Regions from separate parts of the Homo sapiens genome. Here region 1 is linked to region 2. A link is an interaction called in ENCODE POLR2A ChIA-PET data of the cell type or tissue named here. Cell type or tissue: B cell. All regions are shown on one strand.

Evidence for each region. ChIA-PET counts read pairs that join two places held together with the same protein. Peaks named below come from ENCODE experiments on the same cell type or tissue, not always from the same donor. Only the 100,000 strongest peaks of a DNase experiment are listed, where the experiment ranks them.
Region 1: POLR2A ChIA-PET joins it to region 2 with 7 read pairs; 2 of 35 experiments call an interaction of 5 or more read pairs at or near these places.

What each region holds. Positions count from the first base shown.
Region 1 is chr22:31,582,508-31,590,507 of GRCh38, reverse strand. SFI1 (SFI1 centrin binding protein) reads right to left here. Exons shown (of 33, transcript NM_001007467.3): 13 at 6,536-6,633; 14 at 5,374-5,440; 15 at 931-1,061. Among named protein-coding and RNA genes, the nearest start is that of MIR7109, 35 kb to the left of the region's middle. RefSeq lists an enhancer at 7,897-8,000. In B cell, no CTCF peak of the experiment used is centred here; a DNase peak (open chromatin) is centred at 7,817.
Region 2 is chr22:31,786,375-31,794,374 of GRCh38, reverse strand. DEPDC5 (DEP domain containing 5, GATOR1 subcomplex subunit) reads right to left here. Exons shown (of 43, transcript NM_001242896.3): 11 at 2,273-2,342; 12 at 1,558-1,630. Among named protein-coding and RNA genes, the nearest start is that of DEPDC5, 36 kb to the right of the region's middle. RefSeq lists an enhancer at 3,761-3,820. In B cell, no CTCF peak of the experiment used is centred here; DNase peaks (open chromatin) are centred at 1,534 and 4,024; H3K4me3 peaks cover 1,415 bases; H3K27ac peaks cover 2,619 bases.

The DNA.
Region 1 (8,000 bases), 200 kb after region 2:
AATGATTAATTGACATAAGAATTAGAAAATCTGAATAGCTCAACAGCCAATTACCAAAATCTGAATAACCCTTTGAGGTAAGCACTATTACTCCCCCACTGCAGAGATGAGAAAACTAGAGAATTGGTCATTTGAGTACCTTGGCCAAGGTCACAGAACAGAGCCAGGATTTGAACCCAAGCAGTCTGATTCTGTGACTTCTCTCTACTCCATGGTGGTGGATTCTATGTGTCAACTTGACTGGGCCACTGGGTGCCCAGATTAAACAGTGTTTCTGGGTGTTTGCAGATGAGACAAGCATTTGAATCTGTGGGCTCAGTAGAGCAGACTTCTCTTCCTAATGTACGGGGGCCTCAGCCAACCCCTTGAGGGCCTGAGTAGAACAAAAGGAGAAAGAATCTGCCCCTTTTGCTTCCTGCCTGCCTGCGTGGGCAGATCTCATCTCATCTTCTCCTGCCCTTCAACTGGGATTTACACCTCGAGGCCCCTTGGTTCCCAGGCCTTTGGACACAGACTGGAATTGCACTACCCACTCTCCTGAGTCTCCAGCTTGCAGATGGCAGGTCATGGAACTTCTCAGCCTCCATAATAGTGTAAGTCAATTCCTCATAATAAGTCTCTTCATGTATATGTTAACTTGACTAAGCCACTGGCTGTTCAGATTAAACACTACACATTTTTTTTAATAAATACATATATACACACACACAAAAAAAATAAATAAATAAAGATGGACAAAAGATTTCCCAGGGGAAACACTGTCTTGTCTTTTCCTGCTAGATGAAATCAATGAGCCCACATTACTGAAAATCCAGGAAGTACTAGGGCCTGGGGTCTGGGAAGCTGAAAAGCACAGCAAATGGGCTGTGTGGTTGTCAGAGTTAGATTTGAAACACCTGCCCCAGTGCAGACAGGAGCTGCGCAACATACCTGTGGAAACGTGTTGCTCTTGCACTGAGGACATTTTCCTGGTGGCGCCATCGCCAGAGTCTGTTCCATGTGTGGAAGGCAGCAGGCAGGGCTCTCTGCTGGAAATGACCATCCGCTCTGGCCTGTAGCAGCTAAAGTAAAAGAATGAATAACCTTTGTACTTAACTTTTTTTTTTTTAAACATGACCTCTCAGGGTCACACCCTTGTGGGAGGATTGCTTCCTATATAATAAAAATGAGAAAAAGATGAATCATTATTTATTATCTTTGCCAATATGCTAGGTGAAAAATGAAATAGGATAGGTAAAAAAATTTTCACTTAAACATTAGTTAAACATTTCTACACACACACACACACACACACACGCACACACATACACACACTCTCACTCACTCTCTCTTCCCCCTGGCTTAGGTGTTCATACCCATTACCTGTTTCACTGTCTGTTAGCATTTGACTCAGTGATATGTATGGGGTTTTTGAACCTAAACAATTTATTAGTCCTTTGTCATGTGTTATAAATCTTAAATATTTCCCCACCCCATAATATATCTTTTGATTTTGTTTATAGTGTTTGTCATACACATTAATGTAATTATAAAAGTCTACTATTTTACTGATACATCAGTAGGAAGACAGACAATGGACATAAGAATATACCATATATGTCTCCATGATCCAAAACTTTGGGGGGAAAAAGCATATATGCATGTATAGAGGTTTTATGTTTTTGTTTTTTTTGTTGTTTTTTGTTTTTTTTTTTTTGAGACAGAGTCTCACTCTGTTGCCAGGCTGGAGTGCAGTGGCACAATCTCAGCTCACTGCAACCTCCGCCTCCCGGGTTCAAGTGATTCTCCTGCCTCAGCCTCCCGAGTAGCTGGGACTACAGGCGTGCGCCACCACGCCCAGCTAATTTTTGTATTTTTAGTAGAGACAGGGTTTCACCATGTTGACCAGAATGGTCTTGATCTCTTGACCTCACGATCTGCCTGCCTTGGCCTCCCAAAGTGCTGGGATTACAGGCATGAGCCACCGTGCCCAGCCCAAATGTGTAGAGGTTTTAAAAACATGGCTGCAAATTATTTGCTCCTCCTTCACTGAGAAGTGATCTATGTTCCCTCCCCTTGAATCTGGCTGGGATAGTGACTGCTCTGACCAATAGCACATGGTAAAAGTGGCACTGTGTGAGTTCTGAGGCTATACAAAGAGCCACAGAGCTTCTGACTTGTTCACTGGAACACTCATTTTGAAGCTCTGATAGCTGACTACCCCAAGGCCACCATGCTGTAAGGAAGCCCAAGCCTCACAGAGAGGTCATACACAGGTTCTTTGGTTAACATTCCCAGTTGAGCCCAGTCTTTGAGTCATTCTAATCCAGGATCTAGATGTGTGTGAAGAAAACGTCTAGATAATTCTAACCCCTTGCCATTAGAATCTTTTCAGTTGAGGCTGATCTTGGAGCAGAAACCAACCATTCCCATTAAGTCCTGTCTCAATCTTTGATAATCCATAAAGCATAATAGAATGGTTGTTGTCTTATACCACTGAGTTTGGGGTGATTTTTTACATAGCAATAGATAATTGGATCAGTATGCATATGTATGTGTATGTGAATAGATAGGTACATACACTCCTACCCAAACAGAGGAAGAGAGATACCAGGCTTACCCATCAAATGTCATGAATGGTTTTATTTTTTCTTCTTTATATCTTTTTATACTTCCTAAATTTTCTATAATATCTACACATTGCTTTTCTATTTTTTATTATGGGCATTTTCAAATGTAAACAAAAGTAGAAGCCGACAGTATAATGAATACCCATGACCCTACCATCAAGCTTCAACAGTTAGCAAACATTCGCCATTCTGCAAAGAGCCATCCTTTGGTATTTGTGGGGGACTGGTTCCAGGGCCCCTCTCAGATACCAAAATCCATGGATACTCAAGTATCTTATATAAAATGGTATAGCAGGCCGGGTGCAGTGGCTCATGCCTGTAATCCCAGCACTTTGGGATGCTGAGGCAGGCAGAGCTTGGGAGTTTGAGACCAGCCTGGGTAACATGGTGGCACCCCACCTCTACAAAAAAAAAAACAAAACACAAACATTAGCTGGGCGTGGTGGCTTGCACCTGTAGTCCCAGCTACTTGGGAGGCTGAGGCAGGAGAATCGCTTGAGCCTGGGGAGAGTGAGGCTGCAGTGAGCCAAGATCATGCCACTGTACTCCAGCCTGGGTGACAAAGTGAAACCTGTCTCAAAAACAAAACAAAACAAATAAATTGGCATCTGCATATAACCTACACAGTCCTCCTGTATGCATCTCTAGATTACTCATAATACCCAATACAATGTCAATGCTATGTACATAGTTGTTATGCTATATTGTTTATATATTGTTTAGGGGCTAATGACAAGAAAAAAAGGTCTGAATATGTTCAGTACAGACACAACTACTCTTTTTTTCCTCTGAATATTTTTTATCCATGGTTGGTTGAATCTATGGATGTGGAACCCACAGATACAGAGGGCTGACTGTATGTTACTTTTTAAAAAGGAAGAAACCCACAAAAAATAATATTTTTATCTTGTCTAAGAATAGAAAGATCTGATGTGCTCCTGGGATACCTATACCAAGAGGTGATATTCAGATTGTTAGCTAAAGGTTTAGGAATGACTAAGCAGTGCTCTTCCCATTTTTCAGACCCGCTATACCTTTGAAAGCAGGCCGTGCTAGATCAGTGTGAGAGATGAAAACGCTGACCCTGGACTGTCCGCCAGTGTTGGGCCCCTGTGTCAAGGGGAGTGCTCGTTTTCCAGGAAGGAAATAAAAGAGACCCTCTGCTCTCCACCTTGAATAAATACAACCTTTCAACTCTGACACTCATAGTCTTTTTCTGAAAGGCTTTCCTGCATTCTGGTGAACTTGTATTACATGAACTTAAGATAACAAGTGGCAATGTCTTTTCAAAGCCAGTAACATAATCCAAAGGCATGTCAAAGAATGCAGTGACTCTAGCATTTCTTAAGTGTAGGAGGCAAGAGTGACGCAAAAAGAGGCCATGCCCTGTAGCATCCAAGCTCTATCGACTTAGATCATCCTTGGAAAAAAACTCTGAAGAAATCAACAGCAGTTCATTTGTTGGTCTGTGCATTAATTCATCCAAATATTAGCACATATCCCATGCCAAGCACTGTGGGCTAAGGAGGCAAAAGGGACAGGCTGTACTCTAAAGGACTTCACAGCCTGTGGGGAAAGAGAAGCCAGTGAACAACTATAAGATGAATGTTCTGATAAAGCTATGCCTCTGGGGTAGGGGTGGAGGTGGACTGGCCTGGGGGAGGAGGTGACATCTGAGCTGGAAGGGAGTGTGAAATAGAGAACTGGAGGTACAAAGAGAAGCAGGAGGGCACAGAGGACCTTTAGGGAACCACTGGCAGCTTAACTGGTCAGAGTGCAGTTGTGAAGGAACAGAGTGGTAACAGGAAAGGGGAGAGAAACAGACAGGGACCAGCTCCCGAAGGAGTTTGTAGGCCTTGCTAAAAATTTGGATTCTATCCCCAAACTATAGGGAACTAGCTAACAGGTGAATCTAAAGATTCACCTGTTAGACTCCAACAGAAGATGGAGGTACGGGTAGGGTGGGCAGCACGAAAATAACTGGGAGGAGTTTGGTTTGTGTCTTCCTCTGTTTCACTGCCAGAGATGACCAAAAAGGGGGCACTTCTCACAATGGCAGATGCCATCAACTGAACCCTTTCCCACTGAGTGTAAATATGGCCTTGAAATCCTTCTCACTTCAACATTCCAGACAGGTACTCCCAATTGGTAGAACGGGCTTGTAAGGTCACACTCATTTGTCACCCTGGTGCTAAAGTATGAGCCCTGGGAGAGCAGGAATTTTATTGACTTTATATCACAGTTGTATCCTCAGTGCTTAGTGCAGTGTCTGAAGAACAGCAGTTGCTCAATAAGTATTTCTTAAATGGAATTGAATCTATCTTTCTCAATCTGCCTTTACTTATTTGTGGTCCTGACCTCACATCCTCCACCCCCGGGAGACATGTGTCTCACACTGTTTAGCACTGGGATGCAGCACTTATGCTCTGCACCTCTCCCTGTACCTCTTGCAGGTCCCACTGGGTGAAGGGCTGGCTAACTCAGAGACTAAATGAATTTGAGTAAAGATGTGAATGGCTGATAAGAGCTCAGTACTTTCAGAGAGAACTTGTATTTTCATAGCAGATAAGAAATGGGAGTTATGCAGACTTTCTGATATTAGAGGTGGGAACTGGAAGAAATGACTTTGAGCTTTTTCAACACCCTCTCTTCCAAAGCAGAACGATAAGACTTCTTGGCATAGGTCTTTTCCAAGAATCTTTCCAAAGCAAATGGGTCCAAGAATGTAAGCCAGTAGAGCTATCTGCTAAAAAGTACTCCATACCTGCTTGTACCGCCTCTTCTGAGTATACTGTAGCCACAATTCGATACATTTGCACAGCAGTGCTATTCTGAAACAAAAGGAAGAACACCTTCAGGTTTCAAGTTTTTAAAACTTTGTTTTAAGGCAGGTAAATTGCGGTACAGTTACTTCCTGTGAGTTAAAGGCACCCCATGGGCTTACTAGTTTCATTCTAGGAGAGACGGCAATAAGAACCTGATATCTAATATAAAATTTGTCAACCTCTGATTTTGGACTGTGGATTGCCTAAAATGTTGCAACTTTCTTGTAAAACCTAATTAGACCACCGAAAGCACAGTAGCTCTGGAATTTAGGAAATATGTGTGAAATCCCCTAGATATCCTGAACTTTCTGGTTTCATGGCCAAACGCTGGGGGTCCACGACATGTTGCCTCTCACACTAGGTTTTGTAAACCAGGGTTTGGAATAATATGCCTTGATAACTCTAAATGAGTCAGTTTATTATTGGGATTCTCACTAACTCATTAAAAAATGCTTCAAAATTGGAGCTAAACTATGCAAATTAAGTTGATTATACTGTGGGGAGAGGAAAAAAGGAGGGCAAAGAAAGGAAGGACATATTGAACATTTCTGGCAGCAAGAAAGTTTATACGTAGTGCTTCCTTCTGAGGAGTAAGATCTTACTCTTACTTGTAGGGAGGGGGCCAGGCAACTTTTATTTTTCCCTTTATACTTTCCACCCTATACATTCTGAGTTTTCCTCACAGAAATGTAGTGTTTTTATTTATTTAACTGAATGACTAGCTCTAAAATATTGAGGACATTCCCTGCACACTTTAAGACTGAGTCACAAATGTCCCTGACCCTTCTCTTTAACACTAGCAATGCATGAATTCTAACTTGTGAACATATTGATGCCTGTAGGACCAAGGCAGTGAGCGACCAGGCACATACTTCAGACTATGGTGGCCAAGAACCAATGCAAATATGCTCATTCTATCTCCCATCTGATCAGCCAAAAACCCAAAGTCAGGAACAAATGGTTTACAGCAGGACCTCCACCCCAGCAGGCCTTTCTGAATCTGCCACACTAACGCATAGAAGGGCAAGCAATTACTCCTGGAAAACAGTAAGTCAGAGGCACAAAGTCCCTGAGAGCCAGGGATGAAACCAGAGTCCCTACCTGTAGTGGTCCCAGGCAGCATGCAGTAAGGGGAGCAGCTCTCTTTCCTTTTTCTGCTCAATCTGAGACCGCCAGAGGTTCCAGAACCTGTGCAGCAGCTAAAGCAAGGGAGGAAGAAGATGGAAATGTACTGAGATGAAAGGTAAAACAGTGAATCCTTACTCCAACAGACTGTGAGCTCCCCCAAAGCAGAAATGACCTCAGTTAGGAGCAGCCAACATACAGTGGGCATACAAATTAATGAGGGCTCAACTATAGAGCTATTCTGGGCCAACATAAAAGGCAAAAAGATGGTTCTTCCAGTCTATGGAAATTAGATGAAGAAGCTATTCCTAATCCCACAGAAGACAATGACATTTTAGAAAGCCATTTTAGAAATTAAAACTGATTTTAATGCATATTCCCACCTATGAAGTAGTCTCGCATAAATGTTTAACTTCAATCTAAACAAGCCCTCAGATGTAACGATTATAGGAACCATGTAGACTAAAGGAAAATTAAATGATATAAATGATATCAAAAGGAAACAATCAGATAAATCAATAACATAAAACACTGGGCTGGGCGCAGTAGCTCACACCTGTAATCCCAGCACTTTGGGAGGCCAAGGCGGGTGGATCACCTGAGTTCTTGGGAGTTTGAGACCAGCCTGACCAACAGGGAGAAACCCTGTCTCTACTAAAAATACAAAATTAGCCGGGCGTGATGGCACATGCCTGTAAACCCAGCTACTTGGGAGGCTGAGGCAGGAGAATCGCTTAAACCCGGGAGGTGGAGGTTGCAGTGAGCCGAGATGGCACCATTGCACTCCAGCCTGGGCAACAAGAGTGAAACTCCATCTCAAACAAACAAACAAACAAACAACAACAAAAAAAATTATACAAGGCTAGGCATGGTGGTATGCACCTGTAGTCCTAGCTCCTCAGGAGGTTGAGGCAGGATATTCTCTTGAGCCCAGGAGGATGAGGCTACGATGAGCTACAATCACACCATTGCACTCTAGCCTGGATGACAGAGTGAGACCCTGTCTCTAACAATAATTATTATAATAATAAATAAATTGTATAAACAAAATAACTGGCCTGTCCTTTTTTAAAAAAAGGCAGTCATTTTAAAAAGTATACATTATGCTAAGTGAAATAAGCCAGTTGCAAAAGGACAAATACTATATGATTCCACCTATGAGGTCTCTAGAATAATCTAATTTATAGAGACAGAAAGTAGAATGGTGGTTTCCAGGGGCTGAGGAAAGAGGAAATGGGTACAGAGTTTCAATTTTGCAAGATGAAAAAGTTCTAGAGATGAATAGTGATGATGATTGCACAATGTGGATGTACATGTCACTGAACTGTACACTTAAAAATGGTTAAGGTGATAAAGTTTAAGTGATGTATCTTTTACCACAATTAAAAAATATAATAGGCCGGGTGTCGTGGCTCACGCCTGTAATCCCAACACTTTGGGA
Region 2 (8,000 bases):
TATTCATTATACAGATAAAACTGCATATACTGTTAAGTCAGAAGAGCTCTCATGGTTCCTGGAATTCACTGAATTAGAGGAATGCAGAATTCATCTGCATAAGGGGATGAGTGGAGGTGTCAGTACAGCAGATGGCCCATCACTCTCATAAAATTCTCCTAGGGGTACAGGATCCAACAAAAGATCAACAAATAATTTAAAGTATAATCTGTATGAGGTTGAGGAATACAGTGGTCAAAAAGCATCGACTCTGAACTAGATTGACTGTGTCAGGTCCATGCTCCACCACTTAATATTGTGTGGACTTTGGATAAGTTACTGAAACTCTGTGTCCAAATTTCCACATCTGTAAAATGGGGTAACAGTATCTATCCCACAGGGATGCTGTGATATTTAAATAAATCAAGTCATGTAAAGTGCTTAGAAGAGTAACCCATTCATGCTAAGTCCCGTAAAAACAGTAACTATTACTATCTGATAATCATCTCAATTAGATAGTGGTGTCAGCCAGGCATGGTGGCTCCCGCCTGTAATCCCAGCATTTTGGGAGGCCGAGGTGGGTGGATCAGCTGAGGTCAGGATTTGAGACCAGGCTGGCCAACATGGCGAACCCCATCTCTACTAAAAATACAAAAAAATTAGCCAGGCGTGGTCACGGGCGCCTGTAGTCCCAGCTACTCGGGAGGCTGAGAAACGAGAATCCCTTGAACCTGGGAGGCGGAGTTTGCAGTCAGCTTACATGACCACTGCACTCCAGCCTGGGCGAGAGAGTGAAATTGTGTCTCAAAAAATAATAATAATAATAATAACGTTAAACATGATCATGATATTGTGGTCAGATATAAAAATGCCTTTTTTGAATATGTATAGAAATAAAATATTACAATATTGATAATTTACTTAGTCAATGGCACTGAAAAAAACAGATGAATCAAATATGACAAAATAATAACTGTTAAATTCAGGTATTGGGTATACGGGCTCATTATATTATTTGCTCTTCTTCTCTGAATGTTGAAATTTTTCACAATAAAACATTTAGAAGGTCTAAATGCAACATGATATCTTGGAGACGGCAAGTACGAGTGCTAAAATCTAAAAAACATCTGAATTTCCTTAATAGTAATGTACCAATGTTAACCTAGTTTTGACAAATGTAACTTGGTTATGAAATGTTAATATTAGAGGAAACAGAGCAAAGACCATGCAGGAACTGTGTTATCTTTGAAACTTCTCTGTAAATCTAAAATCATTACAATTACAAAATTAAAAGGTTTATTTATTTATTTATTTATTTATTTATTTTGGAGACAGGGTCTCACTCTCTCCCAGGTTGGTGTGCAGTGGTGTGATCTCAGCTCACTGCAACCTCCACCTCCCAGGCTCAAGTGATCCTCCCACCTCAGCCTCCCAAGTAGCTGGGACCACAAGAGGCGAATTTTTTGTATTTTTGGTAGAGACAGGGTTTCGCCATGTTGCCCAGGCTGACTTATTTTTAAGTTAGGAAAGAAACAACTAATAAATAAATAAAAAGTATAGCAAAGCACCCAAACATACTTGTAAAAGTCTTCATAGAATCTCCCCTTGTGATCCTGTCGAATTGAGGCTCGGTTTATTTCAGGAAATTCATCTGAAATAGAGAAAACGGAGTATGTAGTTCAGGCTGAGAAGAGAAATTCAGTTTTGTCAGCTTCCTCTTCTGGGTTAAAGATTTGCATCACAAAAAAATAAAGATAACTGTCTTTTTTTTTTTTTTTTTTTTTTTTTTTGAGACAAGGTCTCACTCTGTCACCCAGACTGGAGTGCAGTGGTAAGATCTCAGCTCACTGCAACCTCTACCTCCTGAATTCAAGCGACTCTCCTTTCTCAGCCTCCTGGGTAGCTGGGACTACAGGTGCATGCCACCACACCTGGCTAATTTTTGTATTTTTAGTAGAGATGGGGTTTCACCATGTTGGCCAGGCTGGTTTTCAACTCCTGACCTCAGGTGATCCGCCCACCTCAGCCTCCCAAAGTCGTGGGATTACAGGCGTGAGCCACTGCACCCAGCCAACTGTCTATCTATTAAGTTGGTTTTAAGATGAATCACAGCCCACAGACCTCTTGCATCCACTAACGGACTGTGCTACTTTCCCTTTTACACTGTCCCCATAACAGAAAAGATGGGAAGGGTGGAAAAGTGCAACGAGGAAAAAAATGAAAGGAAATGGCTGGGGTGGGGTTGGGGGAAGCTTAACAAAAACATAACTGTAGGAGAGAAATAGTTACTCACCAACAGATTTTGCATCATAGAAAGTTCTAGAAAACAGGACCACTGTCACTTCATGACTACAGTTCTTCTCCTAAGCATGAGTAGAGAACAACAGGGTTGAAGTTTGTTTCATTTACTTCACTATGAAGCAGACTGCATGCATATAATATTCTTTTTTTTTTTTTTTTTTTTTTTTTTGAGACGGAGTCTTACTCTGCCACCAGGCTGGAGTGCAGTGGCGCTATCTTGGCTCACTGCAACCTCCGCCTCCTGGGTTCAAGCAATTCTCCTGCCTCAGCCTCCCAAGTAGCTGGGACTACAGACGCACGCCACCATGCCCAGCTAATTTTTGTATTTTTAGTAGAGATGCGGTTTCACCATGTTGGCCAAGATGGTCTCGATCTCCTGACCTCGTGATCCGCCTGCCTTGGCCTCCCAAAGTGCTGGGATTACAGGTGTGAGCCACTGTGCCCAGCCCTTTTTTTTTTTTTTTTTTGAGGCAGTCTCATTCAGTTGCCCAGGCTGGAGTGCAGTGGCACAATCTCGGCTCATTGCAGCCTCCACCTCCCAGGTTCAAGCAATTCTCCTGCCTCAGCCTCCAGAGTAGCTAGGATTACAGGTGGGCCACCTGGGTAATTTTTGTATTTTTAGTAGAGACAGGGTTTCACCATGTTGGCCAGGCTGGTCTCGAACTCATGGCCTCAAGTGATCTGCTTGCCTCGGCCTCCCAAAGTGCTGGGATTACAGGTGTGAGGCCCAGCTGCACATAATATTCTTAATCCAGGTGGCTCAGCAGCAGTGCACAGTATTGAATAGCTTCAGGTAATTATAGGCTGCAGTGCAGGGGACAGAGCACTGCTGGGAGTCAGAAGCCCTAGATGGAGTCCTGAACCTGAAACTTGCCACTATGTGACTTTAGGAAAGTTATCTAAAGTGCCAGGAATGTGGAAAGTGATTGGAAAACTGCAAATCAGCATTAAGTAATGGTGACTGTCTCCCAGTTCCCGAGTAGCTGGACTACAGACACGCGTCACCAGGCCCAGATAATTTTTGCATTTTTTATAAAGACAGGGTTTCGGCTGGGCGTGGTGGCTCAAACCTGCAATCCCGGTGCTTTGGGAGGCTGAGGCGGGTGGATCACCTGAGGTCAGGAGTTCGAGACCAGCCTGGCCAACATGGCGAAACTCCATCTCTACTAAAAGTAGGAAAATTACCCAGGCAATGTGGCACGCGCCTGAAATTGCAGCTACTCAGGAGGCTGAGGTAGGATAATCACTTGAACCCAGGGGGTGGAGACTGCAGTGAGCCAAGACTGTGCCATTGCACTCCAGCCTGGGCGACGGAGCGAGACTCCGTCTCAAAAAAAAAAAAAAAAAGAAAAAAAAAAAGAGAGATAGGGTTTCATCATAATCCCCAGGCTGGGCTCAAGTGATCCACTTGCCTTGGCAAAGTGCTGGGATTACAGGCGTGAGCCACAATGCCAGGCCTACAGTGTTTTTTAATTTCTGCAGAATTGTGGTCTAGGGAACAAGAACAGCACCCATGGTGGTGGATTTAAGAATCAAAGGCACTCCCACACCCTACTAGTCTCATAGGATGAGGGTGGGGTTTGCTCTGGACTCAGCGGTATAAGCCAAGGCAAAGAACTACCTTTGGACAGGGACAGGGACTAATGAGAATAAACATTTCCATGGAGTCTGGAGATCAATATCCTAGAAGTAGGGTGTTTACAGATGAACATCAAAAGTGGCTTGCAACAGTTAGCTAGCAAGCGCAGTTTCAGTTCCTCCTGGGTCTCTGAAGACAACAGCCTATACTGACCAACCCCATCTTTATCTTAAGTATGCTTAGTGACTACAGAATTCAACACTCACTATATAAGGCACATAATATAATGTACATTTCATGGATGTATCTCAAGTGGACAGAAATTCCTAAATACAAGCCACAGTACCCAGAGCAGAGTGCTAGGAAACAGCAGACCTTCACTGACTGCCAATTAATTCACGGGAGTCCAAGAGCTCCAAAATCAGCACCCTTATCTAATTTTAGTGCAAGTGATATACAGGAAAACACAACGGGCTCACAATGGGCTGATATGGGCATGGAGTGTCTCAACTCATAAGTGATGTGGTGAGAGGGTCTATTATTATCTCCATTTTGCAGCTGAAGAAATGGAGCCTCAGAGACTAATCCTTGGAGACCAAAAAGCTAATCAGCCAGGCATGGTGGCCTGCGCCTGTAGTCCCAACTACTGAGGAGGATGAAGTGACAAGATCCCTGGAGCCCAGGAGTTCAAGACCAGCCTAAGCAGCATAGCAAGACTCTGTCTCTTAATCAAAAAAGAAAAAAAAAAAAGCAAGCTGATGAGATCATTTAAAACCCAGTCTGCCTTAATCCAAACTCTACTCTTTTACACTACATAATGTGACTTCAAATACTTTTTCATCAAAATGTTTTCATGTGAAATCAAGGTGAGATAATCGAATGAAATAATTTTTTAATTGTGGCAAAATACATATAAATATTGCCATCGTGACATTTAATACATTCACAATGTTGTATAACTATCACCATTATTTGGATCCAAAACATTTTCATCACCCCAACAGGAAATCCCAAACTGATGAAACAGTCACTCCCCACCCTCAGTCCCTGGCAACCACTAATCTCTATATTATATATTTACCTATTCTGGACATTTCATATAAATAAGATCTTATGATTTGTATTTGATCCACTATGTCTGGCTTCTCTCACTTAACATGTGTTCAAGATTCATCTATGCTGTAGCATGTGTTAGTACTTCATTCTTCTTTATAGCAGAATAATACTACATTGTATGGATATACATTTTATTTATCTATGCTTTAGCTGACAGACATTTGTTATTTGTGTTATCCTACTTTTTAGCTAATATGAATAATGCTGTCAAGAATACGGGCTAGGCCCATAATCCGGCACTTTGGGAGGCCAAGGTGGGGAGATCACTTAAGGCCAGGAGTTCGAGACCAGCCTGGCCAACATGGTGAAACCACATCACTACTAAAAATACAAAAATTAGCAGGGTAAGGTGGCGCACACCTATAATCCCAGCTACTTGGCAGGCTGAGGGACGAGAATCGCTTGTACCTGGGAGGTGGAAGTTGCAGTGAGCCATGTTCGAGATCGCAGCACTGCACTCCAGTCTGGGCGACAGAGCGAGACTGTCTCTAAAAATACATAAATAAATAAAATAAAGAATATGGGCCCAGTCGCGGAGGCTCACGTCTGTAATCCCAGCACTTTGGGAGGCCAAGGCGGGCGGATCACCTGAGGTCAGAAGTTCGAGACCACCCTGGCCAACATGGTGAAACCCCGTCTCTACTAAAAACACAAAAAAATTAGATGGGCGTGGTGGTGGGCGCCTGTAATCTCAGCTATTCGGGAGGCTGAAGCAGGAGAACTGCTTGAACCCGGGAGGCAGAGGTTGCAGTGGGCCGAGATCACACCATTGTACTCCAGCCTGGGCAACAAGAGCAAAACTCTGTCTCAAAAAAAAATATGGGCTAGGCACTGTAGCTCACGTCTGTAATCTCAGCACATTGGGAGGCCAAGGTGGGAAGATCACTTAAGCTCAGGAGTTCGAGATCAGCCTGGATAACATAGTGAGACCTAGTTTCCACCAAAAAAAAAAAAAAAATTGCCCGGGCATAGTGGCACATGCCTGTAGTCCTAGCTACTATAGGAGGCTGAGGAGGGAGGATGGCTTGAGCCCAGGCGATCAAGGCTGCAGTGAGCTATGATTGCGCCACTGCACTCTAGCCTGGGCAACATGGCGAGACTCTGTCTCAAAAAAAAAAAAAAAAAAAAAAAAAAATACAGTCATCCTAGTGGGTGTGAAGTGGCATTTCATTGTGGTATTAGGTTGCATTTTCCTAATGACTAATGATCTTGAGCATCTTTTCATGTACTTGTTGGACATTCATGTATATTCTTTAGAGAAATGTTGATTCAAGTCCTTTGCCCATTTGTTTTTTTAATTATTTTAATTATTTTTTAATTTTTATGGGTACATAGTAGGTGTTTAATATCTGTGGGGTACATGAGATGTTTTGATACAGGCATGTAATGTGAAATAATCACATCATGGTGAATGGGGCAGCCTTTGCCCATTTGTCAATTAGGGTTTTTTCTTTTCGTTCTTGAGTTACAGAAGTTCTACATATTTTCTGGATAACAGACTTTTATCAGAAAATAATTTGCAAATAATATTTTCTCCCATTCTGTGGGTTGTCTTCTTTTTTCTTCTTCTTTTTTTTTTTTTTTTAAAGAGACAGGGTCTTGCTCTGTCCTATCACCCAGGTTGGAGTGCAGTGGTACAATCATACTGTAACCTCAAATTCCTGTGATCAAGGGATCCTCTTGCCTCAGCCTCTTGAGTAGCTGAGACTAGAGGCATTTGCCAATGCAGCCAGCTAATTTTTTTCTATTTTTATTTTTGTAGAGACAGGGTCTCGTTTTGTTGTCTGGGTTACTCGAACTTTTGGCTTCACACGATTCTCCCACCTCAGCCTCCCAAAGTGCTGGGATTAAAGGTGTGAGCCAGCAGGTCTGGCCTCTTTACTTTCTTGACAATGTCCGTTGATGCACAAAAGTTTTTAATTTTGAAGTCTGATTCAACTGCTTTTAATTTGGATGCCGTGCTTTTGGTGTTATATCTAAGAAACCACTGCCAAATTCAAGGTTATATGAATTTCCCAGCCAGGCATGGTGGTTCTATCTGTAATCCTAGCAATTTGGGAGGCCAAGGTGGGTGACCGCTTGAGCTCAGGGGTTTGAGACCAGCCTGGGCAACATGGCAAAACCCCATCTCTATAAAAAAACACAAAAAATTAGCTAGGTGTGGTAGCAAATGCCTGTAGTCTCAGCTACTAAGGCTAAGGCAGGAGAATCACTTGAGCTCAGGAGGTCAAAGCTGTAGTGAGCCATGATCGCTCCACTGCACTCCAGCCTGGGTGACAGTGAGACCCTGTCTCAAAAAAAAAAATTATAAAACTTTTTAGGCTAGGCACGGTGGCTCACATCTGTAATCCCAACACTTTGGGAGGCCGAGGCAGGCGGATCACCTGAGGTTAGGAGTTCAAGACCAGCCTGGCCAACATGGTAAAACCCTGTCTCTAGTAAAAATACAAAAAATTAGCTGGGCATGGTAGCGGGCACCTGTAATCCCAGCTACTCAGGAGGGTGAGGCAGGAGAACTGAACAGGTGGAGAATTGAGGCAGGTGGGAGAATCACTTGAAAACAAAAGTTAAAGAGTAGCCCGGGCAACAAAACGAGACCCTGTCTCTACAAAAATAAAAACAAAAATTTTAGCTGGCTGTGTTGGCAAATGCCTATAGTCCCAACCACTCAAGAAGCTGAGGCAAGAGGATCCCTTGAGCACAGGAATTTCAGGTTACAGTATGATTGTACCACTGCACTCCAACCTGGGTGACAGGACAGAGCAAAACCCTGTCTCTTAAAAAAAAATTCAGTTCTTTTTTTTAGGTTGTTTGAACCTGGGAGGCGGAGGTTGCAGTGAGCTGAGATTGCACCACTGCACTCCAGCCTGGGCAACAGAGTGAGACTCCATCTCAAAAAGAATAAATAAATAAAATAAAAATAAAACTTTTAAACATAAGGAAAATTTTTTCCCTTTTTTTTTTTTTTTTTTTTTAGCTACCACATCCAGCTAACTTTTTGTATTTTTTGTGGAGACAAAGTTTT